3 separate regions of the Homo sapiens genome follow, and all the other regions are linked to region 3. The links are chromatin loops, found by intact Hi-C in ENCODE. Cell type or tissue: heart right ventricle. All regions are shown on one strand.

Region 1 (5,000 bases), 65 kb after region 3:
ACACACAAACCTGCATTGCCCCAAATTTCAGAAATGAGGCCTCCTACACATGGCCTTCTAGATCTCTGCAAAAGTGTGGGAATTCTGTCTGCTCTTCAGTTGGTGCAGCGGGGTCGTTGATGGGTATCCTTCCTCCTGAGCCAAATTTCATCACCTCGGGATGATTCCTCAGGTTATGATAGTCCCGTCTCTAGCTAGAGACTCCACGTTTCACCATGGAGGTGGCTGATGTGGACTTGGGCTGCACTTCTGTCAGGGTAGGTTACCCTGAAGCTTTCAAGCAAATGCTCAGCCCTTGAGGCTCCAACTGCAGTTGGGTGGTCATCAAAAGAGACTCCTGGGAAAATGGGAGGAGAAGGTCCAAGGCCAGAAAGCCAGGGAGGAAGAGCTGTCCTTTAGGGAAATTTTTTGACATTTTTGTATCTTTAACCCATTGATGCCCAGAGTCTCCCCAGACTCAAGAGGCAGAGCTGGCATCACTGGATAAACTGGATTGAACTGGTGAAATGGGGTGTATGCATGGGAGGTGAAGGATCTCAGGTCCTCAAGACACTGTTGGCTGGGTTGGAGAAGGAGCTGGTTTGTGGGCCTCTGGGAGAGGTCTCAGAGAAAGTTCTGGCCATTGCTAGCCTCTATCCAGTATAGGGTATACAGCAAGGAAGGCCCATGGTTTGAAGAAGGCAGTTGCGTGCGGGACTGGGAGAAGGCTTTCTCCCGCAGTTAAACTGGTGCATGAATTGGAAGGCCGTCTCCTATAGGGATGTGAATCTGAGGATTCCATGGTCTTCTTTCTATGTATGGAAAGAATGGGCTCAGTCCATAAGGAACAAAAGCAAAGAGCTTGTCTATTCTCTTCTCTCATCCTGCAACTCCTTCTTTATTCTTGGGATTTGACAGCTGTCCTATGGGGTATGGAGCAAGAGAGTGTGACATAGGAAGATATCTTGGAGCCCCAGAGACAGACCCCAACTTGGGGGAAATTCAACTTACTTAGCCTCTTCAGAGATGAATACTTGCTGGGGTTGGTCTTTACTGCAGACTCGTAGGATGGGGGCAGGTGGGCCAAGTTCTGGAACGAGCGGGAGAAGGAGAGGTCATAGGGCTCGGTGGCTGATGTCAGGATGTTGTTCATCCGTGGCTTCTCTGCAAGAAAAGGGAGGGGTGTTTTGTATTAATGAGGACCATGTCTGTGGCAGGTGTGCTTTCTGCCTCACCCCTGATTCGAATCCCCATCCTCCTTTCCTGGACCTCTGTGCTTGGACATAGGTGATACTATTGACTCAGTTTCCCTCATGCTCAGTTCCAGTTGTCAATAAGCCTAGGGGCAGATGCTGTTTTAGCCACCACCAAGACAGTTCACCATTCTGTGAATGGGAGACTCGACTCTTGAGTCTGAGGAGCGAATTCTCTCTCTCAGTACATCTCTGGGTTATCTGCTGAAAACGTAAGCCTGATGGAGCTGAGGGGCATCATAAAAATCATCTACTTCTGTGTGAAAGTGCTGTCCTTTTCCTAATAGCTTTAGGCAAACCTAGCTCTCAGGCTCAGAAAAATCTTGAGTTGGAGGACATGGAGTGACTTATGTTATTTATGTACCCATAGAAGAACTGAGTCCAGGACCCAGCTCCACTGAGACCCAACCCATGCTCCGTCCATGGCATCCTTCCACAGCTCATGTAGCCCCTTTCTCCTCTCCAAGCTCTGCACCTGACAAGCCACAGTGAGCCACAGAGCTATTTTATCTTACTCTAATTCCTTTCTCTGAAGCCCCCTTAGCCATCTCTAAGCTGCTGGAGGAAAGAATCTAGACAAAAATGCATAGCACATCATCCCCACTTTCTCCTTCCTTCCCCTGAGATAGAGCATTGAGGTGCAAGAATCTGAAGAGATGGAAAGGAGTGTTGTTCATTGCCAGAGCTGGGGAAAAGAATGGAAGGAAAAGTGGGAGAAAAGGTGAAAGGGAGATGAGAGGATGGCTGATGGGAGCCCAGTGCAGTGTGCGCTGGGCTCAGGGCCAGATGAATGACATCTGGAGAGGGGGCATGCAGGGCCGGTGAGGGAGGCAGTGAGGATGAGGGGACAGAAAGAGCTGGAGATCCTGGGGAAGAAGACAAGCATGCCTCAGTGCTTCACAGACTTGAGGAGGAGAAGCCACAACAAGTCAATGAGTGGCTGCCATGGGAAATGGTGGTACCATTCCCAGAAGTGAGGCAGTTGGAAGGCTATAGTCTCGCTGTGTCATTCCTCCATCCTCTTTTTGTTTGGGACACCTCAAGGCCAAAGAATTTCTGAGAGGGGGCAGGCTCTAACTTCGGTCGAATGTGCAGGAGGACTGCCACACCTCTTGGCAAAAAGAGTGTGGAAACGTGGAAAGCAGGAATTCTGTGGACTGTGTGAGAGGTGGGAGACAGAGAAGCCCTCCTAGGCATTGTCCAAGGGCAGCCCCAAGCACCGGGGACTCCTGACTTTTCTACCCCTTCCTGCCTTCATTGTCACCCCCAACACTGGGGACTGAGCCAGGGAAGCTCAGCCAGTGAGCTGGTGTTCATGCCAGCTCAGGACATATGTGAGGGGGTGGAGGGTGCTCTACATCCCCATTAGAACATGCTGTACAGAAAGAGCCTCCTTGGCATGCATCAGGACAGATGCCAGGAAGTGGAGTGAGCAGGAACTTGGGAGTGCTGCTCCTCAGAGGGAGTAATAGCCACTCATCTCTCAGCACTTGTCTCTTCACTTTGGCTATGCTGGAGAAGAAGGAACCTCCTTCTGCCTGTTGGCATTATACTCTCAACAAGGCATCACTCAGCTCACCCACTTCCAAATGCAATCTTTCTGGATACTCTTGTTCCACCACTGTGTTACAGGACATACCCCTGAGCCAAGGCCAGCTCTCCCTTGCCTTCTGCCTTCATGGGATACTCTCCCTCCTATAGAAATGCCTCCTTTACTCTTCTGTATGAAATTCCCGCCTCACTCAAGACATTTTGCTGTGCCAATGTCCCATCTTTTTAGCCAACGACAATATCTGTTCTTTAAGCCTGTATTGCTCTTCTAGTCAGTTCCACCCACTTTAGTATCTAACATCTCTAATAATTTGACTTGAGTTGGGATTGTGGATCTCCAAATATTGCAATCTCCTTGACAGCAGGGCCTTGCTTTCCAATTTTTTTTGAATCCTTCATAGTGCTTGGCCCAGAATAAGGATCCAATTAATGCTCTTTGTGGAACACTAATTAAGTAGACTCAGGCCCCCTCCTCGCTTGATAGTCACTCTGCCAGCTCCTGGGAAAGAAGGGAACATCCAAGAAAGCAATGCAGAGAAAACTCTACTCTCACTACATTGTGAGCTGCTCAAGGGCAGGGACCAGGTCTCATCAACCCCCATCTCCTTGCACCAGTTGGAAAAAAGAAGACAGGAAGAGAAGGAGGGAAGAATGGCTCCTCCTGTTGTATTCAGGAGTCTGCTTGTGTTGGCTCCTTCTCAGGAAAATGAGCTGGGTAGTGTGACTGAGCAAGTGGGAGCTCTCCTTGCGTGCCTTTTCTGGCTCTTCCTGAGGCTGCTTCATCACTGTGGGCATCCCCCAGGCTCCCTGCCTCTGCCTTCTGCACTTCTCTTTCAGTGTAGAGTGCCCCCACTCCTGAGGCTTCTGTTACTGCCTCCAAAGCTTCACTCACATCTTCAGCTCTAACCTTCCTCCAGACTTCATGTCTGCATTCCTGCCTGTTGAATATTTTTTTCTTGCAAACTCCAGGTGTCCAGATCCAAACTCACTGACAACTCCATCCCCCATACATACTGACTGTTTTCCTGATTCCTTAGATTTTGTTAATAAAACCCTTCATTTTTCTAATCAGTGTCATCATTGGCTCTCATCAGCCACATTCAGTTAGTAAGGAACTTTCTCCAATTCTTTCTTCAAAAGGTTTCATATCTCAACCGTCCTTTCTTTTCCCACTGTCAACATCACCACTGGTATCAACCTCTTTTCACTGATCTCCCCAGTTTCTCCCAGTTCTAACTTTTTAGACCCCACAACCTGACAAATCTGATTATACTATTGCTTTCATCATTTATTTCCACCTGGAGCATAGCACATGAAAATATTCCAATCTCTTCCTCCTAATTATAATATCCCTCAACTTCAGTGCTGAGGCACACCATAATCTGACATAACAGTGGTAGGTCTCTCTACCAGGTAGCCTGTAGGATTTATCATTGTTTTGAGTTTCTCTCTCACTAAAATTTTAATGATGTTTTCACTCTTTCACAGCAAAGAGACAAAAATGACTGATAATTCGCAATTTATGTGGCTGTCTTATGTTCTATCAAGTCTTGAGCAGGTGCCAAAAATAGATTTTCTCTGTTCAGCTGTGATCTGGTGGGAGGATATTATAATCTAAGAGGGAAACATAGTTTTATAACCCTTGGGCACTATGCTAACACTCCTCCACTCAACAATTTTCAGCCTCTTTTTTCTGCCAAGAGGCTAAAGCCCAAATCAGTTTTGAGTTTTATCAAATCTTAATTAGCCTGGGGAGGATCATAAAGTTTAACCAAGTCTCATGTCTTTCGTAAATGATATCACAAATAGCTTTGAACAAAGGAGGGTGTTCCACTCCTTGCTGTGGACATATGGAATTTATGACTGTAAGAAGTGATACAGGTGGCAAGTAGAAATGGGTCTAGCCCCTTTCTGTTTATGTCAAGAGATCATTCTGATATCGGAGACAGAAACACCAAGGGGAAAATAGCCTACAAGTGAGATTAGAGCATTGTGGCCCTGGAGGAGGGCGAGCCTGTGGCTCCTTGGACCTCCTTAGCTTCAGTGAGTTTATGACCGTGTGTTTGATGCCCTGATAGGCATCCATCCTTAGAATGGTGCCACTCGAAATAAGGAGGAAATGCAGAGTGCTCTCAATCATCTCTCACCATGTGGCGGGATCTGGGTAACACTGCTCAAAATCGGATGGTTATATTGATGATCACCTGAAAATCATAG
Region 2 (5,000 bases), 54 kb after region 3:
CACCCGGCTAATTTTTGTATTTTTATTAGAGATGGGGTTTCATCATGTTGGCCAGGATGGTCTCCATCTCATGACCTCATGATCCGCCCGCCTCGGCCTCCTAAAGTGCTGGGATTACAGGCGTGAGCCACCCGCGCCCGGCCTTCTATTAAACTTTTTGAGTTTATACACCCTACCTCAGCTTTCTCCTCATTTCCTAAATGCTTAATCCTCTGTACACCCATTTTTGTTCTAATCTTGTCACTGAAGCTGGTTGCCTAAAATCGTCAGGCTACATAGACCAAGGCTACTCTGATCCCCAGAGATCCAAGTCTTTATTTTTGTCATGGGGTTATAAAATTTCAAAACTGGAAAAAAAAAAAGGCAAAATGGTATGCTTCTCAAGCATTAATGTGCATAGAGTCACCTAAAGATCTTGTTAAAATGCAAATTCCAGGGCCCTACCCCCAGAGATTCTGATTAGGAAAGTCTGGGGTGGGCACTGGGAATCTGCATTGCAATGAGCTCCCAGGAAATGCTGATGTTTCTCCTCTAGCGACCGCACTTTGAGTAGCACTGGATTAGATGACAGTTTTTAGTTTTCTCTAAGTCTAAAATAAAGACAATGTACGGACCCCCTGCCTTATGTAGCAGAGGAGATCTTCTCCATGATTGCCGTGGTGAAACAGTAAGAGTAGCTCTTCTAAATGCTCCAGGAAAGAAGCATTAAGGTACACACACTTGGGAATAAGGGCAAAAGCCTTAGTATTCTACCTTTGCCACACATCTCCAGAACTTGGATAGAGGCTGGAGGCAAAAAAAAAAAAAAAATTCTCTCTTCTTTGTGGAGAGAGTGCTGGTCCTGCACACACATATGAGCTCTATTTCTAATGGCAAAACACTGTAAAATAATGAACTGCTGAGAACTTTCTGTGAAAATGTATTATTTGAAATTTCTTTGAAAGGCAGTTTGTAGATTTTGGGAAATCACAAAAAAGTCAAACAAAAGAGACAGTTTTCTGAGGACCTTGTTTTTCCTCTCATTCAATATTTTTGCTTCCTCTATAGCGATTTGTTGACACAAGGGTAGACCATGCTGACAACTGGGAAGATACTACCTCATACGTGATGGCTCCAGCTAAGGGTTTTCTCCTTCTCCACATCCACTCTACCCTTCTGCCATGATCCACACCAGCTAAGCTCCCCAATTCCTTGTCAAGTCTTGGCAAAGTCACCAAAGCCAAGACTAAAGAAGCTGAGACGCATTTTAAAGACTGCCTCGTCTGGACTACTCATTTTGTTTTAAATGATAATGTTGAGATTTGAAGAGGAGAAATAAGTTTTTCTAGATCACATAACAAAATTTTGGCAGAGCCAGTACAAGAAACAAGGTCTCCTCACTTCCAGTCCAGTACTCTTCAACGGCATCCTGTTTTGATAGGGATGGGAAAGTTAAGATGGACAGGGCTGAGGAAGACAGCAGGATGGGTGTTTCACAAGCCCTTTCAGCTACCTAGAAGCCCAGATACAATGTGAGTATTGTTTTGTGATAATTAAGTGATAAAATATCAGACACTGGAAGGATCTTGAGTCTATCAAATTCTCCGATGGTTACAGATGAGAAAACCAAGGCCCAGAGATGACATTGGTCAACACATCCAGCACATAAAAGTCATTGATTCCCTTATTCTGGTACTTTCAAGGCACCCCTTTTCCAGCCTCTGCTCCCAAACCCTTTCTCGGTTTTCCATTCCTAACATTTGTAGCCTAAATAGTGAGTGTCCGAGGTCTTCTTAGATCCTTGAAGGAAATCTTTCTTGCTACTCCCTAGAAGTTTTGAGCTTCATTCTCATGCTAAACCAGAGAGGAGAAAGAAGAAAATTAGTGTTCAAAGTGACACTGCAGGCGGAAAGCTGTCCAAAACTCCCAGAGTCTCAGCTTCCAACATGAGTTTTTTGTTGGCCTTGACTTGTTAATGATGGTGTATTAAAACCTCATTTATTCAGATCTCACGAATTTGGAATTAGTGACAGCTGTGGTCAGGGTCTGAATGGAGGTTTACCTTTGAGGACCAAAGAGAAAAAGTTGAACAAATTGTTAAAGTTAAGAATATTTAAAGGGAGATATTTAGCCTATTTAAGAAAATAGTCTTTTAAAGTATTTTAGAAGCACCATTAAGCATATTGAGAGCTCTCTGACCCATACCTCTTGACCGTTTTAATTTTAGTCACATATTATTCTTACATATTCAATAAGGAATATTTCCTGAGAGTTTCTATTAGGGAACATGTTTTAGTCTAATTTAGTCATTATATGTATGTTTAAGCATTATAATTAAATTACACTTCGCTAAAAAAAATTCCCCAATTCAGAATTTGGGTTTTTTTTGGGGGGAGGATGAGGGTTCTTTCCAATAATGGATATAGATTAATGAAGCTTTCCTGTACTTGTCATATATGTATGTGTGTGTGTGTGTGTGTGTACTAGCTATGAGTCATAATAGGTTAGAGACACTATAACTTAGATGTAATTGCACTGCTATAGTGATTGTTGTAATGAGTAAATACATTTCAGAGTATGTGTGGTTATGGGTTATAATGTACAATAATAAACAGGTTTGTAACTTTGTCCTAAGTAATGAATGCCAATGACAGGAGAAAATGAGAGGATTTTTGGAAATAAGTCCAATGCCTTCAATGAGAAGAGTTTTATTTACAAGGGAGTTGGGGAGTTGCTAAGAGAGTGTGACTGACTGTGGATTCTAGGAACTGTGGAGGTGCTGACGTTGGGTGTTTAGACAACTGTCCCATTTGGCAAAACTTTGTTTGCTGAACCTGAGCCCACTGGTATTGAGGTTCTGGTGAAAATTCAGAAACAGAAAACAGATGACTTTAACAGCAAAAGTGAACATGTGCCAAAGAAATAATATTAAAAACATGTCCAGAAAAAGAGAGTCTTGAACAAAACTCCAAATCTAAATCAATTTTCATGGTGCAATTTGATTCTCTGGGTTAAACGGCCTGGATACTTAACTGGCTGTCCTCCAATTATCCATGGTAACTACAAGAACTAACTCAAAGACCAGACTAAGACCTAATGTCCAAGAATATTAAATAGTTCTGGGCTAAATGAGGATGGATAAGGAGGCAGAACTTCTGTTAGGTCGGTGCAAAAGTAATTGAAGTTTCTGCCTTTACTTTTAATGGCAAAAACTTTTAATTATAAAATAAAGCCATTTCAACTTTTAATGGCAAAAACCTCAATTACTTTTGCACCAACCTAGTAATTCTACTTTGAATTAGTATACCTTGTCCATTGACACTTGTCCTAGGCTTGTCTTCCCACATTCCTCATAGTACCCATTGTAGAAAGCATTATTGTGGTTTAATTGGTATATCATAACAGTCACCCATTGCAAGTATAAACTTTTGTGATTTTTAGTAAATTTATGCAGTTGTACAACCATCAGCACAATCCAGTTTTAAAACACTCTTTTCACCCTCAAAGTTCTCTAGCTCCTATTTGCAGTTAATCTTTGTTTCTGCCCCCAACTCCAATGACCTTCTACATTCTTTCTTGCTTTTTAATTACTTTTGGTTTTGACTCTGTAAAAGTCAGCATGTGGCTACTTAAAGAGACACACGTTATGTTGAAACGGCTTTATTTTTTAATCCATAAATATCTGTTACTGACAAAAGTGGAAAAATCCTTAAGACTAAATCTTACTAAAGTGTATCTGTTTACAGTACATGTAGAATGTGCTTTGACAGGTAAGTAGAACGATGAGATTTGTACAGAGAAGCAGTTACTAGAGCACTGCTTACCATGAGGCTTACATATGAGTAACGAAGAAACTGCAAAGATACAGATAGAAAGGTACTTTTCATCAGTACTACCATATAATAAACATGGAATTCATAAATTGGGCTAATGCATAAAAATGTTCATTAATCCCCCCTTAGGAAATTGTGTCCCCAAACTAAAAATATTACAGTAAGAATTGCTTTTTATTAGAGAATTTCAAGAATTCTTTACTACAAAATGTCTAGTTGAGTTATAGAACTAGAGGAATATTTGCCACTACAAAGCCAATGAATGAGTCCTCCCATGGTGTGGCATTCAGGGGTCACTGCAGGGTGGGCAGCAAAGTTGAGCAGGGTCTTCTCCTCCCTCAGGAGGGAGAGCATTAAGGAAACACACAGCCACAACATTATTTCTCTGACTGATGGAAGGTTAATGTGTTTGCTGATTTACAAGATGGGTTTGAATATCACAAACTTGGACTCTCCATTCTTGCTTCACAAGCCTTCACCGGGAGGACGGTAGTGTCATGACGAAGGGCTACAAAGGTACTAGGATGGGATGAGTGCCCCTTCCTAGCAGCCCAGATGGAGATGCCTCCTCCTCCAGTTGGAATGGAGCCTCAGTGTCCAGACTTGGTCTTCAGGACACATATTCCAGAGTGGGTTATCATGACATTCATTGCCACACAACAGCCTGTGAACACGTTCCTCTGCAGCTTGAAATGAATTTCCCAGCTGCCCTCAAGTACAAACTTCATGCCCTTATGGGCCAACCTCCAGACCTTTCTCTCCAGCCAGCTCCCTCTCTGAAATTGGAACCGCCTCCCTCCAGCTATAAGGACCGTATCCAAATGGAAACTCCAAACTCAGAATTCCCCAGAATTCCACAGTCACTTAGGATGGTTTAGGTGTGTCTTTACAAGAGGGCTTCCATGGCACACAGTTGGTGACCTATTGAATGGTTAGGCCCTTAAACTTCAGGTACGAGGGCATCCCTGGGTGGCCGAGCCCATCAGGCCCACCCCAGGCTCTAGTGAGGAGTGCGGTGGCTGTCCAGGACATCTGAGGACATCGCTGTGGGGCAGGCATTGTGGGATGTGTGCAGCTCAGTGGAGGTGGGGAGGAACGGGGAGAGCAGGTGCTGGCAGGGAATGAAAGCCCTACAGTGTAAGAGCTGGATGAAACTTCAGAGCTCATCTAGTCAAAGCCCCTCATTTT
Region 3 (5,000 bases):
GTTTGCTCTGTTCATCATGGCTTCCTCCCAGCATAGCTCTCTTTCCTCCAAACCTGCTCATGACAGCTGGGAATATGATTCTTGTTCCTTCCCTGTCCCTCTGGCTCTTGTCTTTTTTTTTTTTTTTTTTTTTGAGATGGAGTCTCGCCCTGTCTCCCAGGCTGGAGTGCAATGGCGCGATCTTGGCTCACTGCAACCTCTACCTCCCGAGTTCAAACGATTCTCCTGCCTCAGCCTCCCGAGTAGCTGGGACTACAGGCGCCCGCCACCACACCCGGCTAATTTTTGTCTTTTTAGTAGAGGCGGGATTTCACCATGTTGGCCAGGCTGATCATGAACTCCTGAACTTGTGATTCGCCTGCCTCAGCCTCCCAAAGGGCTGGGATTACAGGGGAGAGCCACCGTGCCCGGCCTCTTGTCTTAATCTTAAACTCAACCCTGAATTTCTCAAATCCGTTTAAGTCTGTATTTCATTTTATTAGGCCCATTACCCTCCCTTCCAAGTCCAATCAGCAAACACATAGCTGTAAAATGTTGAGAGACCTGTTAAACATATTAAGTTTTGAGAATTGAAACAATCCAAAGAAATAGTATCATGTCTTCTCACCGTAGTACTTCACCTAAAATCCATATTTATTTTTAAATAATTGAGGGAAAGACATAACTTTGAGCAAAAGTCATGTTTCTTTTGCACAGGGACTCATTCGTTTTGGACTTTGGGGAGCTGCCTTGGAGATTGGGGAGTGGAGGAGGAGAAGTTCAAAGCAGCCAGCTTTGCGGGAATGGTTATAGCCCAGCCAAGGTTTGCTCAGTGTCAGTCTTTCTAGGCAGAGTTTATTTGAAACCCAGTTCAAAGGCTATGGGCAATCTGCAAACCAATTGAACTAGTTCATTGATTCCTTGGGCCTTCTTCCTAAATGGGTCTATGATCAGGATTTCCTAAACTTCTACTATAACCACTATTATGTGATGTGATGGTCAATCCAAATGACAACTATTTATTAAAACTTCTTTTTTTTTTTTTTTTTTGAGACAGAGTCTCGTTCTGTCACCCATGCTGGAGTGCAATGGTGTGATCGTGGCTCACTGAAACCTCTGCCTTCCGAGTTCAAGAAATTCTCTGCCTCGGCCTCCCGAGTAGCTGGGATTACAGGCGTGTGCCACCACACCTGGCTAATTTTTGTATTTTTAGTAGAGACAGGATTTCGCCATGTTGACCAGACTGGTCTCGAACTCCTGACCTCATGATCCACCTGCCTTGGCCTCCCCAAATGCTGGGATTACAGGCATGAGCCACCGCATGCCTGGCCCTTGTTTGTTTTTTTGAGACAAGGTCTGGCTCCTGTTGCCTAGGCTAGAGTGCAGTGGCACAATTTCGACTCACTGCAACCTCTGCCTCCTATGCTCAAGCCATCCTCCCACCTCAGCCTCCCGAGTAGCTGGGACTACAGGTGCACACCACACCTGGCTATTTTGTTGTTGTTGTATTTTTTGTAGAGAAGGCGTTTTGCCATGTTGGCCCGGCTGGTTTTAAACTCCTGGGCTCAAGCAATCCACCCACCTTTGCCTCCCAAAGTGCTAGTGGGATTACAGGCATGAGCCACTGTGACTGGCCAATTGAACCTTTATTATGGATTATTCCAGCTGATGGAGGGTTGGCTATGAGGTTGTGTTGTGCATTTTCCTATTCCACTTTTTGGACCCCTGGACTGCTTCTTTCTGTCTGGGGCTGGCAGCCTGAGGTGAGGTGCGCACTCACCTCCACCACGTGCAGTTGTCCCAGGAAGCCATCCAATCGCACAAAGACCAAAGAAGACTGGAAATCCCATTCCTTGACTTCCTGGTTCTCTTTGAAGTAAGTGTGGAGATTCTCCCTTCTGTCCTGAAACTCTTGCTTGAAGAAGCTCAAAGTGTCTGAGACCACTTGCAGTTTTCTCTGACTTTCTTCTACCTCACTTCTCAGCAGGTCTTCTGGGCTGAGATAATTAGAGGCCTGGTATACAAACAGATTAGTATCACTGAGCAGGTGCAGACATCCTGTAACTTTGCAACACCAACTCTGAACTGAATCATTGCCCCAGTAATATTTTTCACGAGGATAATAGAGGAAACATCTGACCTCGCTTTCCATTCCACATGTGGACTGCGACCTGGGTTTCGGCCAAATAGTCTTAGTCACTGAAGCTACAGTGATTGGCTCAGGAATGGGCAAGTAGCCAGGGACAAGGAAACACAATGAGACTTTGTTGGCTAGCTGGGGCTGGAGCAGGTGCCCTTTCCCAGGTATTCTTTTGTGACTTATTGGCTTTCAGTAGTAAAGTAATTTGAATGCAAGAATTATTTGGACCATAATTATTTTTCTGTCTCGAAGAGGCTTACACCTGGAAAACTGAAAAGCTGGAGCTGTAGCGACAGCCACCTTCACCACAACAGGGTGGGTCCCTGGGTCTGGCTGACATCATCTAAGGCCACATTGCAAGTCGGGGCTGAAGCCAGCCTTACCTTGGACTTTCAAGGTACATGAGCCAATATGTTTTCTTTTTTTGCTCCTACTTTTGGTTTCGGTTTTCTTACACTTTCAACCAAAAGAGTTCTGGCTGATAAACATGGAGTAATGGAAAGGCACTAGCCTAGGAGGAGTCAAACAGCCTGGGTTGGGGTCCTGGTTTGGGTGTCTTTGGGCAAGTCAGTTAACCTCCTTGAACAGTAGCCCACATCTTTAAATAATATAATAAATAATAAGACCTTCCCTGCCCACCTTGCAGGGTTTATTTGATGATTGATAGAAATCATGAATGTAACAGTATTTTGCAGCCTGCAAAATGTTAGTTATTCTTAGTTACTTATTAAGCTTGTTCGTTATTTTCTCAGAGAACAGCTCCTTAGAAGAAAAGGAAACTGGTTTGGAGAGATCACCCAAACCTCCTTAAGCCCTCTAGTTCTTTTTTTTTTTTTTGAGATGGAGTCTCGCTCTGTCGCCAAGCTGGAGTGCAGTGGCACAATCTTCGCTCACTGCAACTTCTGCCTCCCGGGTTCAAGCGATTCTCCTGCCTCAGCCTCCCAAGTAGCTGGGACTACAGGCGTGCACCACCACGCCCAGCTAATTTTTGTATTTTTAGTAGAGATGGGGTTTCACCATGTTGGCCAGGATGGTCTCGATCTCTTGACCTCGTGATCTGCCCGCCTCAGCCTCCCAAAATGCTGGGATTACAGGCGTGAGCCACCGCGCCCGGCCCTCTAGTTCTTTCTTAAGATACACTCCTCAAGGTTTATGCTGCCCTGGTTGGTGCTACAAGGGTCCCTAAGAAGGAGGAGCATGAAGTGCATAATCTAAGAAGCTGCTTCTCAATAGCTTATGGGTACCAGGTTCTTACCATGTGCAGGGCACATGCATTATCACATGGAAGCCTCAAATCACCCAGCAACCCAAAAAGAGATATGGCTTCTTGTTTTCACCATTGTACAGAGGAGGAGAGTGAGGCACAGAACAGGAAGTGATTTGTCCTGGCACAGAAGTGGTATGCTGGCTGCCAAGTGGCAAAGCCAGGGATTGGTACAGCATCGCCTGACTCTACCTGACATCAGAGGCTGCACTCTTTACTGCTTAGGCTTTGCTGCTGACTCATTACCAGTCCTTCTTCATAGGTCATTAAGGAGGTTGAAATTCACCACCCCTACTTATCCCCTCTTAGGCAGAGGGGAAAGGAAGACAGGATGGCTCAGGTGTTCTAATATTACTGAAAATGTCTTTGTAAATTATTGGCTTCTGAGAGTAAAATACTGTAATTCAAGTGTAAGAACTCTTTGGAACATAATTATTTCCTCGCCCAGAAAAAAGGACACTTGTCTCTTCTCTCCTGTGACTAGATGCCAACCAGCCCCCAGGGAGCAGTTGCTGGGCATCCCAGGGCAGCCCACCTGCTGGATGAGAAGGTTGCAAATCTCCTGGAGCAGCACAGTCAGCCTTCCCGGGGAGCGGTAGGACTTGCATGTGGCCCAAATCAGACAGACCACGTGGAGCAGGGGCCGCAGCTGGGGCTTCACCTCCGGAAATTCTGCATTCTCCAGAGCTTCCAGGTGGCGCTGGAGCGGTATCAGGTGCACATGGATGTCCTGTGCCTCTGCTAGAGCTGGAAGGAATTGGAGATGGTCAGCATTCCCATCTGGAGCCTAATACCCACCTGGTGGAGCCCTAGTCCCTGGGAAGTAAAAGACCTGCAAAACAACAAGCAGAGAGAAGGCTGGTTCCAGAAAACTTCCTAGCTCTTATGAGGAAATATGGAAACTGGAGAGCCCTGAACAACTAGGATAATGATCTGAAGAGTTCTGTCTTGTAACATTCCTCTAAATGGACTTTTCCCTGGCCCTCCCAGCCTCCATCTGGTGCTTGGTGGGTAGTAAATATTTGCCAATTACTTTGCTGCTATCTCTGAGACAATACAAGTTTTAGAATCAGAAAGACTTTCCTTCAAATGCTGGCCGAGACGCTTGGCAATTGTATGACTTTGGGCACGTGTAACCTCTCTGAGCCTCAAAAATAGGCAGAGCTGTAATCAGTTTAAAGGGTCCTTGTGAAGGCTGAAGGTAGTTCAATAGGAATCTTTATAAACAACTAGCACAGTGCTTGGACCAATGCAGGTGTTTGATAAATGGTGGTGGCTCTGATGAATATTCACTAATAAAGAATCTTGCTGAGCACTTATAAAGAAGTCACAGATGTGTGATGTTCCCCACCCTGTGTCCAAGTGTACCCATTGTTCAATTCCCACCTATGAGTGAGCACATGTATACATATGAAACAAAGCTGTACGTTGTGCACATGTACCCTAGAACTTAAAGTATAATTTTTTTAAAAAAGTCACAGAGCATAGAGACATAACATAGATGGGTTATGGCAAGGTTCTGCTGGTTTTCAAAGCCAGGAAAATCTCTTACCATCTCCTCTGAATACAACCAAGGAAAGAAAGGGGCCTTTAACCAGTCGTCTTGTGGTGACTGAC

Evidence for each region. Hi-C counts contacts between places; a loop is a spot of excess contacts. Peaks named below come from ENCODE experiments on the same cell type or tissue, not always from the same donor. Only the 100,000 strongest peaks of a DNase experiment are listed, where the experiment ranks them.
Region 1: it touches region 3 in a loop (3-fold over the local background); 3 of 110 quality-filtered maps call a loop at or near these places.
Region 2: a loop joins it to region 3, with 6 times the contacts of the local background. A loop is called at or near these places in 5 of 110 quality-filtered maps.

The regions. Positions count from the first base shown.
Region 1 is chr17:11,551,883-11,556,882 of GRCh38, reverse strand. SHISA6 (shisa family member 6) reads right to left here. Exons shown (of 6, transcript NM_207386.4): 4 at 4,931-4,987; 5 at 991-1,143. Among named protein-coding and RNA genes, the nearest start is that of DNAH9, 44 kb to the left of the region's middle. In heart right ventricle, no CTCF peak of the experiment used is centred here; no DNase peak of the experiment used is centred here.
Region 2 is chr17:11,562,687-11,567,686 of GRCh38, reverse strand. SHISA6 (shisa family member 6) reads right to left here. Exons shown (of 6, transcript NM_207386.4): 6 at 3,624-5,000. Among named protein-coding and RNA genes, the nearest start is that of DNAH9, 33 kb to the left of the region's middle. In heart right ventricle, no CTCF peak of the experiment used is centred here; no DNase peak of the experiment used is centred here.
Region 3 is chr17:11,616,541-11,621,540 of GRCh38, reverse strand. It overlaps DNAH9 (dynein axonemal heavy chain 9), which reads right to left. Exons shown (of 69, transcript NM_001372.4): 5 at 3,919-4,130; 6 at 1,760-1,993. Among named protein-coding and RNA genes, the nearest start is that of DNAH9, 21 kb to the right of the region's middle. In heart right ventricle, no CTCF peak of the experiment used is centred here; a DNase peak (open chromatin) is centred at 2,193; H3K27me3 peaks cover 295 bases.